Linked DNA regions of Homo sapiens: region 1 is linked to region 2. Evidence: chromatin contacts called from ENCODE Hi-C or POLR2A ChIA-PET data. All regions are on one chromosome and are shown on one strand. The core of a region is the stretch at or near the end of the contact, and the rest is flanking DNA. Distances in the headings are between cores, read along the strand shown.

Region 1 (4,007 bases), core at 712-3,211, 450 kb before region 2:
AGGAAGAGAGAAGAACATATATAGTAACATTACATCATGAAATAACATGGTCTTCACAGGAATCTTTTTTTTTTTTTGAGATGGAGTCTCGCTTTGTCGCCCAGGCTGGAGTGCAGTGGCACAATCTCGACTTACTGCAAGCTCTGCCTCCCAGGTTCAAGCCATTCTCCTGCCTCAGCCTCCTGAGTAGCTGGGACTACAGGCGCCCCCCACCATGCCCAGCTAATTTTTTTGTATTTTTAGTAGAGACAGGGTTTCATTGTGTTAGCCAGGATGGTCTCGATCTCCTGACCTCGTGATCCACCCGCCTCGGCCTCCCAAAGTGCTGGGATTACAGGCGTGAACCACCGCGCCTGGCGGTCTTCACAGGAATCTAAGAAGATTTAGGGATTGCTAAATCAAAGTAAAAGCAGAGGGGAGAGATGGGGACAGTGGAAAGAGATGAGGTCAAAGAGGTGAATGGGGAGACTAACAGGGCAAAACTGTGTCTTTTGACTTTGTCCAATAAGCACTGGACAGCCAGTGACGACTGGCAACAACTTGGTAATAGATTGGAGGGATTGAGATCAGAGGAAAGAAGACCAGTGGGGTGGATGCCATACGTCTGACCATATATCATGAGGACTTGAAATACAGCAACGGATCTAAGACTGGAAAGGAGAGAATACTTAAGGGAGACTTGCACAAAGGCACCAGGAGGTGTGCCCATCAATAAGGAAAAGGGTGAGATATCCTACAGCATCGACAGTGCATAACTACAGCTACAAGCAACAACATAGATGAATCTTAGAATGTTACGTGAAAGAAACAAGTCCCAGGCCAAGCATGGTGGCTCCTTCCTGTAATCCCAGCTACTCCAGAGGCTGAGGTAAGAGTATTGCTTGAGGGAAAAAAAAGCAGAAACAAGTCCCAGAATGCTACCTAGAAAAAGATATAAATATTTGTGAAAATTGAAAACAATCAAAACTAAACAACACTATTTAGGCACATATCTATGTGATAAGAATATATGTTAAAATGCAAAGAAATAATAAATATAAATCAGGATATTGGTCTCTTTGAGAGGAGAGGTTGGGGGGACAAGATGAGATTTAAGTGATCAGTAATATTCTAGTACTTCTATTGGGTGCTGAATTCACAGGAAGTTATTGTAATTAAGATGGGCAGATCGATAGATAGGCAGTCCTTTAAGAGGCCACGGAAACAATGTGTCAGAATGAAAGCTTCTGTTCTATTCTCTGTACTAAGTGCTTTAAGAAAGCCAGGGGCCGGGCGTGGTGGCTCACGCCTGTAATCCCAGCACTTTGGGAGGCCGAGACAGGTGGATCATGAGGTCAGGAATTCAAGACTAGCCTGGCTAACATAGTGAAACCCCATCTCTACTAAAAATACAAAAATTAGCTGGGCATGGTGGCACATGCCTGTAATCCCAGCTACTCGGGACACTGAGGCAAAATTGCTTGAACCAGGACCCGGGAGGCAGAGGTAGCAGTGAGTGAGATCGCACCACTGCACTCCAGCCTGGGCTACAGGGCGAGACTCTCCCTCAAAAAAAAAAAAAAAAAAAAAAAAAAAGAAAGAGAAAAAAAAAGCCAGGTGAAGATATATTTCAGAGATATTTTGGAGGTGAGATCAATAGTTTCCAGACATTTTTTCCTCTTAAATTGGTTTTAGATTAGATCTCCAAAGAAGCCTCACTGTGCGAGGCCCACGTGCTTTCACATCCCGCGCTTTTTGCCCTTTGCCCTTGGCCGTCGTTGCTTCCCCTCCAAAGGGAGGTGGGGTGACGCAAGGCAGTGGGGGAGGGGGAAACGGCCGGCGGGCTTAAAGCTCTCCGATTGGTGGACTGAGGAGCGAGAACGAGGCTCGAGCTGAAGCGTTAAAAAGAGGAACAAAGGGGGTGGGGCTAACGGAAGGCGGGGCTAAAGGAGCTTAACGGAATCGAGACGCAAGTGCAATTGTCCGCGCGCCTCGCTGCGATGGCGGCGGCGCCGAGCACAGTCACCCCGCTGGCGGCGGAGTCTTCCCCTCAGGAAGCTACCGTCTCTGCCGCCTCCTCCTCCTCCTACACCGCCTGCGCGGCAGCGGCGGCGGCGGCGGCGGCGGCGGCAGTAATTGTTCCTGCCTCCTCCGCCACCTCCGCCCCTGCCTGCCCGCCTGCCGGTGGCTGTGGCGACGGCGGCGGCGGCGGCTTTGGCGGCTCCACTATGGCGGCGGCGGGGAGGGGGGGCAGTAGTTTTAAAGTAGACACCCGCCCTTGCCTCAGAGAAGGTGAGTTCCCGTCCCGGGGTGCGGGGGCGGCCCCATCTCCTTCGCTGCCTCTCTTCAGCCCGTCCGAGATTGGGCTGGGCGCGGTTCGCCACTGCCCCACCCCCACCTGCCGTGGCGCAGTAAAGGCCAAGCTCGCCCCGCCCCGCCCCGCCGTATTAGCCCCGAGTGTGCAAGATGGACTGAAGCAGAGAGGGCCTTCCCTACCTCTCCCACCTGTAAAGGATGGGGGCCCCCAGGCAAAAGAATTGCAGGTACTCATGAGGCAGGAGTTTGAAGGGAAAAAAAAATACCACATAATTTCTCTCCCAGCCAGGACACCTTAGTGTGCTGTAGGAAGCTGAGGTGTGATTTGGAAGAGAGAGGAGGCAAGATAGAAGTGCTGTGGGCCAAGAGGGTCAAGGATAAGGGAACGGGGACCGATGGAGAAAGGGGCGGAGATAAAAGAGGAAATACCGAAGAAATAAGGGGGAGTAAACCCCCTTTGGTGTTCAACGTCCTGCAGTGTAGAAACTAGAAGTAGAATATTTACAGAGAGATGGCGTTAGAAATTTGGGCAGGTTACAAGTGTATACTTGAGCTTTAAAGTAGGATCTGTCGGATTTTAGGAAGGTAAGGTCTGGTGGAGGGGACTCTACTAGGGAAAGAGAGGAAGAGAGTGTGGCAGAAGTACAGATTTCAGGAATCACTTTGGAGAGTTTTCTTTGGCTATTTGAGGATGTGACCTAGTAAAGCAAGATTTACAGGTCCATCTTTAAGGTGGTTTGGCTTTAATAAGTTCTGTTGTACCTACCAACACATATTACTCCTAACATAAAAAGATATTTCTTGACTGTATCAATATAAGCGGTATTCACACAAAGTTCTGTATACTTGTAAACAGCCTACTAATAGCAAACTGTAAAATTTGCCATTGAAATGTGTTTTAAAGCAGTTTGGGAAATGTTCTTAGCTGGTGGAGACCATTCCACTGCAGAGCATCCCAGTAAAGCATTTTGCCATGTAAATTTCGTAATTAATTTCCAGAATTTGCTGTGTTACCTTATGTTGCTAACTTGCCTCCAAAGTGAAAGATTGTGGACACCAAAATAGAGGAAAGTAAGTTCCTTTTTCTTAGGAAGATACTCCATTAAAATTATCGCATAAAAATAATCTCTTCTTCACATTCTTAAATGATATATCCCTGTGTGCTATTCCATAACCTTTCACACCTTTCACTTTGGAGGAATGGCAAAGTAGAAAAAAAATCCCTTACAATATTTGTATAGGCACATTACATAAATGCCACTTATTAAATATGGAAGTTAGAAGTACACTGTAATGTTTTATTTATCAACTCTCTTACTAAAGTCAACCTTTGAAAGACTCCATTTAGTGTCTTCAATCAGCCTTAATGGATGGAAACATGAAATCTGGATTTTAAAAATTTATATCAACCTTTATGTCCATAACCAGCTAGTAGGCAAGAGCAGTTTTATAGGCATCAAGATCACAATTCAATTTGGCTCTCATCGTCTGTTCACAGTAAGGTTTAAGACCAGTATCTCGTGGAAAAAAAAATATGGCTTTTTGCCTGGAGATGCAACTGGTTTGTTTGCAGTATCTTTTAATATATGCAAATATTAAAGGCTTTCAGAGAGCTAATTTCATAAAGTAGGAGCAATACCTTACTTATGTTATTGCTGTAGGCAGTAAAATGAGGAGCACCCTGGCATAGGAGTGTGATGCAGTTAACATAG
Region 2 (4,543 bases), core at 960-3,459:
CTCTTTGTTTCTTTGCTTCCAGTGATCTTAAGCCCTGCAGCAGACATGCAGGCAGATCTATGGACAAGTAAACAAACAGTAGGTAATGGAAACCGAGTCCCTGGTAGAACAGACAAGCAACCTGATCCCTGACCCCAATGTCTGCCTCGCCAGAGCCCAGGTTCTATATACTAATGTGTACCATCTCATGGTCCCCCCATCAAGTCTTCCCCCAGTCATACTCCAGCCCACCCTTACCCCCATATTCCTATCATTTCCTGCACTGAAATCCACAGGAGGCATGGCAGCACTGTGGCAATCCAGCACTCCACTGAGACCCTCTTAAATCTCACCCACCTCCTATGCCCACCCTCTCTTGTCATCCCCAGAGACTACCCCCACTTCACACCAACCTCCATGCTTCTAGATTGATCTCCTCCTCTTTCCCTTGCTTCCAATGGTAAACAGCCCTACTGCAGGCCTATGGGAAGACCTTGGAACAGATGGAGAAAAAGAAGAGAGTGGATGTTAAGTACTTGTGACACTTACCATCTAAGACATAGGTCCCTGTACCTGCCTGCCTGGATTTAGAGACCCATTTGCTGGCAGAAAAAAAAAAAAAAAAAAGCCTGGGGCTTCCCCAGCACTGAAATGGGAAGGATGGAAAAGGGAGGCAGGAAAAGTAAAAGGCAACAGACAGAGGCACGTTATTTTATTTTATTTTATTTTATTTTATTTATTTTATTTTTTATTTATTTTGAGACAGAGCCCCACTCTGTCACCCAGGCTGGATTGCAGTGGCAAGATCATGGCTCACCACAGTCTCGACCTCCCAGGCTCAAAAGATCCTCCCACCTCAGCCTCCCAAGTAGCAGGAACTACAGACTGTGCCACCATACCCAGCTAATTTTTAAATTATATGTAGAGATGAAGTCTCGCTATGTTGCCCAGGCTGGTCTTGAACACCTGAGCTCAAGCAATCCTCTTGCTTGGGTCTCTCAAAGTGCTGGGATTACAGGCAAGAGCTACTAGGCCCAACAAGGCAAATTATTTTAAAACCACCTGTAGGGTTCTAGGGATTTCCCCAAAAGCCCACCATTTCCTTCACCAAGATGGTCAGGTAGGTAGAGGGATCTGGAAAACTGAAGGATGGCAGGAGAGATGGGAGACCCCAGATCCCATACTCTAGAACCACAACCTACTGCTGTCCACGTCCCTTTCAACCTATCTCTAGGAGTCTCCAGCAGAAGAGAAAAGCTATAGGGGAAGCCTTTTGCTTCTACAAAATCACTATCCTTCCCCACCAAAGGCTATCTAAAAAATAATAATAATAATAATATTCTTTAATATAATTTATCTTTTTCTCAATATTATCTGAAATGCAAATAAAAGCATCTGTAGAAAAGTTTGCTGTCTTCATTGGTCTTCAACATACAATTTAAAAGTCCTAAGCTTGGTAAGTAAAATGCAGTTTAGGGAAAGTCCCCAAGCTAGCCCCACCCCACATCCCATTCAGACAGCCGCACCTAAGTTCCTGTCATAGAATTCATATGGAACTCCAATGGTTTAGATAGTGTCTGTACTCACACTAACCTCCTTGATCCAGTGCAGTTTTCTCCTCTCCTTCCTTTCTCCTCGCCGCAAACAGTGCTACACCGAACTACTGTCCGACAGACAGGAGAGAGTAAAACCACTTAGTGTTGGTCTAGAGCCCAGGACATAGATCCCAATACTCGCCTTTCCGGGTTCAGGAACCTGGTTATCAAACGTCCCTCCCCACAGTCTGAGACACCACCCTTACCAACCCCACCGTCCAGTCTCTAAGGCCCACCATTTTCTCTGCAAACGCCACCGTGGCGCATCCCTTCCACTAAATTGAGCAGGAAGCGAGCGGACATGTGTGGCCAGTGATTAGAGCGATGGGCATCTCAATCTCTGTATTTCCCTCTGGCAGAGACAATCTCCCCACAAATCAAAGCCCACGGTTCGCCTGCACAGATGTAGGCGGGGGCAAGGGGGCTAGGGAGAATCAGAGGCAAAGGCTCCTCGAACTTGAGGCAGCATAGACCACCGCCCCCTCAAGCCCCGTAACCGCTGCCGGGGTCAGTGAGCTTCTGCCGGCCTGGCCAGGGCGCGCGGGCCCCAGGGCCCTTACCTGCTCCGCTTTCCCCGGGCCCGATGCCAGCCCGCCGAGCGCAGGGCAGCGGGGAGCTGGTAGCCAGATGCGAGTGACGACTGCAACGAAGGCTGCGTAGCTCTGCAGCTCCGGGTCACGTGAGGACCGCGCGTCACCGCCGAGCTCGCCCTCCTCCCCAGCACCCCCTACCACCCACCAAGGGCCGGCGGCCAGTCACCAGGAACTCCCCCCTCCTCCACTCCGCACGCACAGACATCCCCGTTCTCTGGTCTGTGCTCGGTGCCCCAGTGCGCACGCGTTGTCACTCATCTCCGTCCTCTCCAATCTGAGGGCCCACAAGTGGCATCATCGCCTTGTGGTTGGAGTTTACCCATCTTCAGTTACAGGGGAGGGTCTGCATCCCCCTACCCACTCCCGGCCCTTGGCTGTGGCCTTTTATGTTTCTTCTTTGAGTAATCACTTATTTCTCTCTTAGACTATAAGACCAGCACTCCCCACCCGCCCCCTACACGACCTGCCCTCTCTAAGTACAATGCCTGCACCAAATGGGCTGTGGAAGGGGGTATCAGGAAGGAAAGCAGAAGGTGCAAGTAGAGCTTTAATTTTCTTTTTCGTGTTCCTTTTTTTTCTTTTAATATGACATTCTTTTCTAATATTGTAATCAGAAAATACAGTATAGCCATTTTCATTTGACACAAAAAATATTCAGGGTGTAAAAATAACAAAAGACTCATTCTTTTGTTTACATTATTTTGTGCCACATTTTAAAATGTCTTCTGTTACTGCAAACTATTTTACAGCTTTCAAAATTGACTAGTAATTCTTGACATTTTAAATACAAAATTGTCCTAAACAAAACCAGCACGTATTCAATATGATCTATAAGTTAATCTTTGGAAAGACATTTCGTTTTCTAATATTGACAATTTTACACAGGTGATTTGTAACTTTTGAAGTTCTGGCTGAACTCAGCATCTTTTTTCAGGTGTCTAAGACCTTCTTCAGAGAAGACTTCTAGAGGATATATTTAAGACCCAACTCCTGATGAGCCTAGTGCTTTACTAGTGACTTACCAAATTAACCTGCTTTACTAGTGACTTCCCAAATTAACCTGTTTTCCATTCAAGGGGCTTTATTTGGATTTTACATAAGCATGTAATCAGATCAGCCTCACCACACCCATGGAACAACCAACTGCTAGAGCTTGGATGGAAAGGAGACTTAACAGGTGGAATTTTCATCCGTCGTAACACTTGAGATCTCGCCGGTGTCTGCCATTCATGTACTACATACTACCCTAGCAGTGGCGAGTGTTCAATATTTTCCAGTGGAGATGGTGGTGAGGGTCTGTGGATGACTGTGAATCACTGCAACACACCTGATGTCCGTGTCATTATTTTTTTCCCTCACAAGTGGAAGGGCAATGTACAGGATCCCAAGCAATTGCCAAGAAAAAGAAGTTTTTTCATGTCCTGCCTTGTGTTACAACTTCACTGCACCTCCCATACAAGCCCCTCAGAATAATCCCAAAACTCAGGGACCAAATATGCAGAAGTTAGTCCCCACGCATCCACCTGTCCCCGCTGAGGAGTCATACTCCAAATATAGACCCTCCAGGCAGCCTCTTTCTTAGAACATTGAAATAGGACACCCCAGAGGGAGGGGCTCCACTGTGAGGGGCCCCTGTGTGGAGGAGGCCCTTTCAGGAGCCAAGAAAGGAAGTCCTAGTGCCTTACAATCTTACTAATGGCTTTTCAGAACTCAATTGAAAGTGACGAACTTACTTTCTCCACCAAAGGAAAATATTGATAAATTAATTGCATACAAATTTTAAACTTTGGTAAAGTAAAAAAAAAAAACCATAAACATTGACTGTCAAAAGGCTAACTTGTAATAATCTAAAAGCTCTTACAGATCATTAGTAAAATGATAAACAACCCAATAGAAAAATGTGCCAAAAGACATGAACAGATTTGTTCACAGAAAAGAAATAGATTACTAATAAACATATGAAAAGATGCTCAAACAAAGAAATGCAAATCAAAGCAACTATGCCTTACCATGTTTCAAGTATGATTTTCTCAAAGTTTAGAAACTTGATAATATTGTTGACTGGTTTGTCAAGAAATGGGCACTCCTCTACTCTGTTGGAGGCAGATATTGATGCAAGCTTTTTATATAGGGCAATTTGGCAAACTCTATTAAATGATAACTATAATATTTCACAAATTCTTTGACCCAATAATTCTATTCCTTGGAATTTAGCCAACCTATATGCCTACACAGTTTCACAAAGATATATTTACTAGAATTTTTTTTTTTCGCAATGCTTGTAAGGTTTGAAAAAACTGACGCAGCCGGGCACGGTGGCTCACACCTGTAATCCCAGCACTTTGGGAGGCCGAAGCAGGTGGATCACGAGGTCAG

Evidence for each region. Hi-C counts contacts between places; a loop is a spot of excess contacts on that map. ChIA-PET counts read pairs that join two places held with the same protein, here RNA polymerase II (POLR2A). Pooled maps may share reads with other maps.
Region 1: a pooled map shows a loop between it and region 2 (6-fold over the local background). The contact joins the promoter of ZMAT1 here to the promoter of ARMCX4 in region 2. A Hi-C loop is called at or near these places in 2 of 37 single-sample maps with no recorded cell type and 6 of 50 pooled maps. POLR2A ChIA-PET finds 5 or more read pairs at or near these places in 1 of 52 experiments (CD4-positive, alpha-beta T cell).

The regions. Positions count from the first base shown.
Region 1 is chrX:101,929,981-101,933,987 of GRCh38, reverse strand. It overlaps ZMAT1 (zinc finger matrin-type 1), which reads left to right and starts at 1,961. Exons shown (of 6, transcript NM_001394560.1): 1 at 1,961-2,271. The coding sequence starts at 1,980. RefSeq lists an enhancer at 1,682-2,182.
Region 2 is chrX:101,483,122-101,487,664 of GRCh38, reverse strand. ARMCX4 (armadillo repeat containing X-linked 4) reads right to left here and starts at 2,209. Exons shown (of 6, transcript NM_001256155.3): 1 at 2,135-2,209; 2 at 1,573-1,642; 3 at 393-472; 4 at 1-57.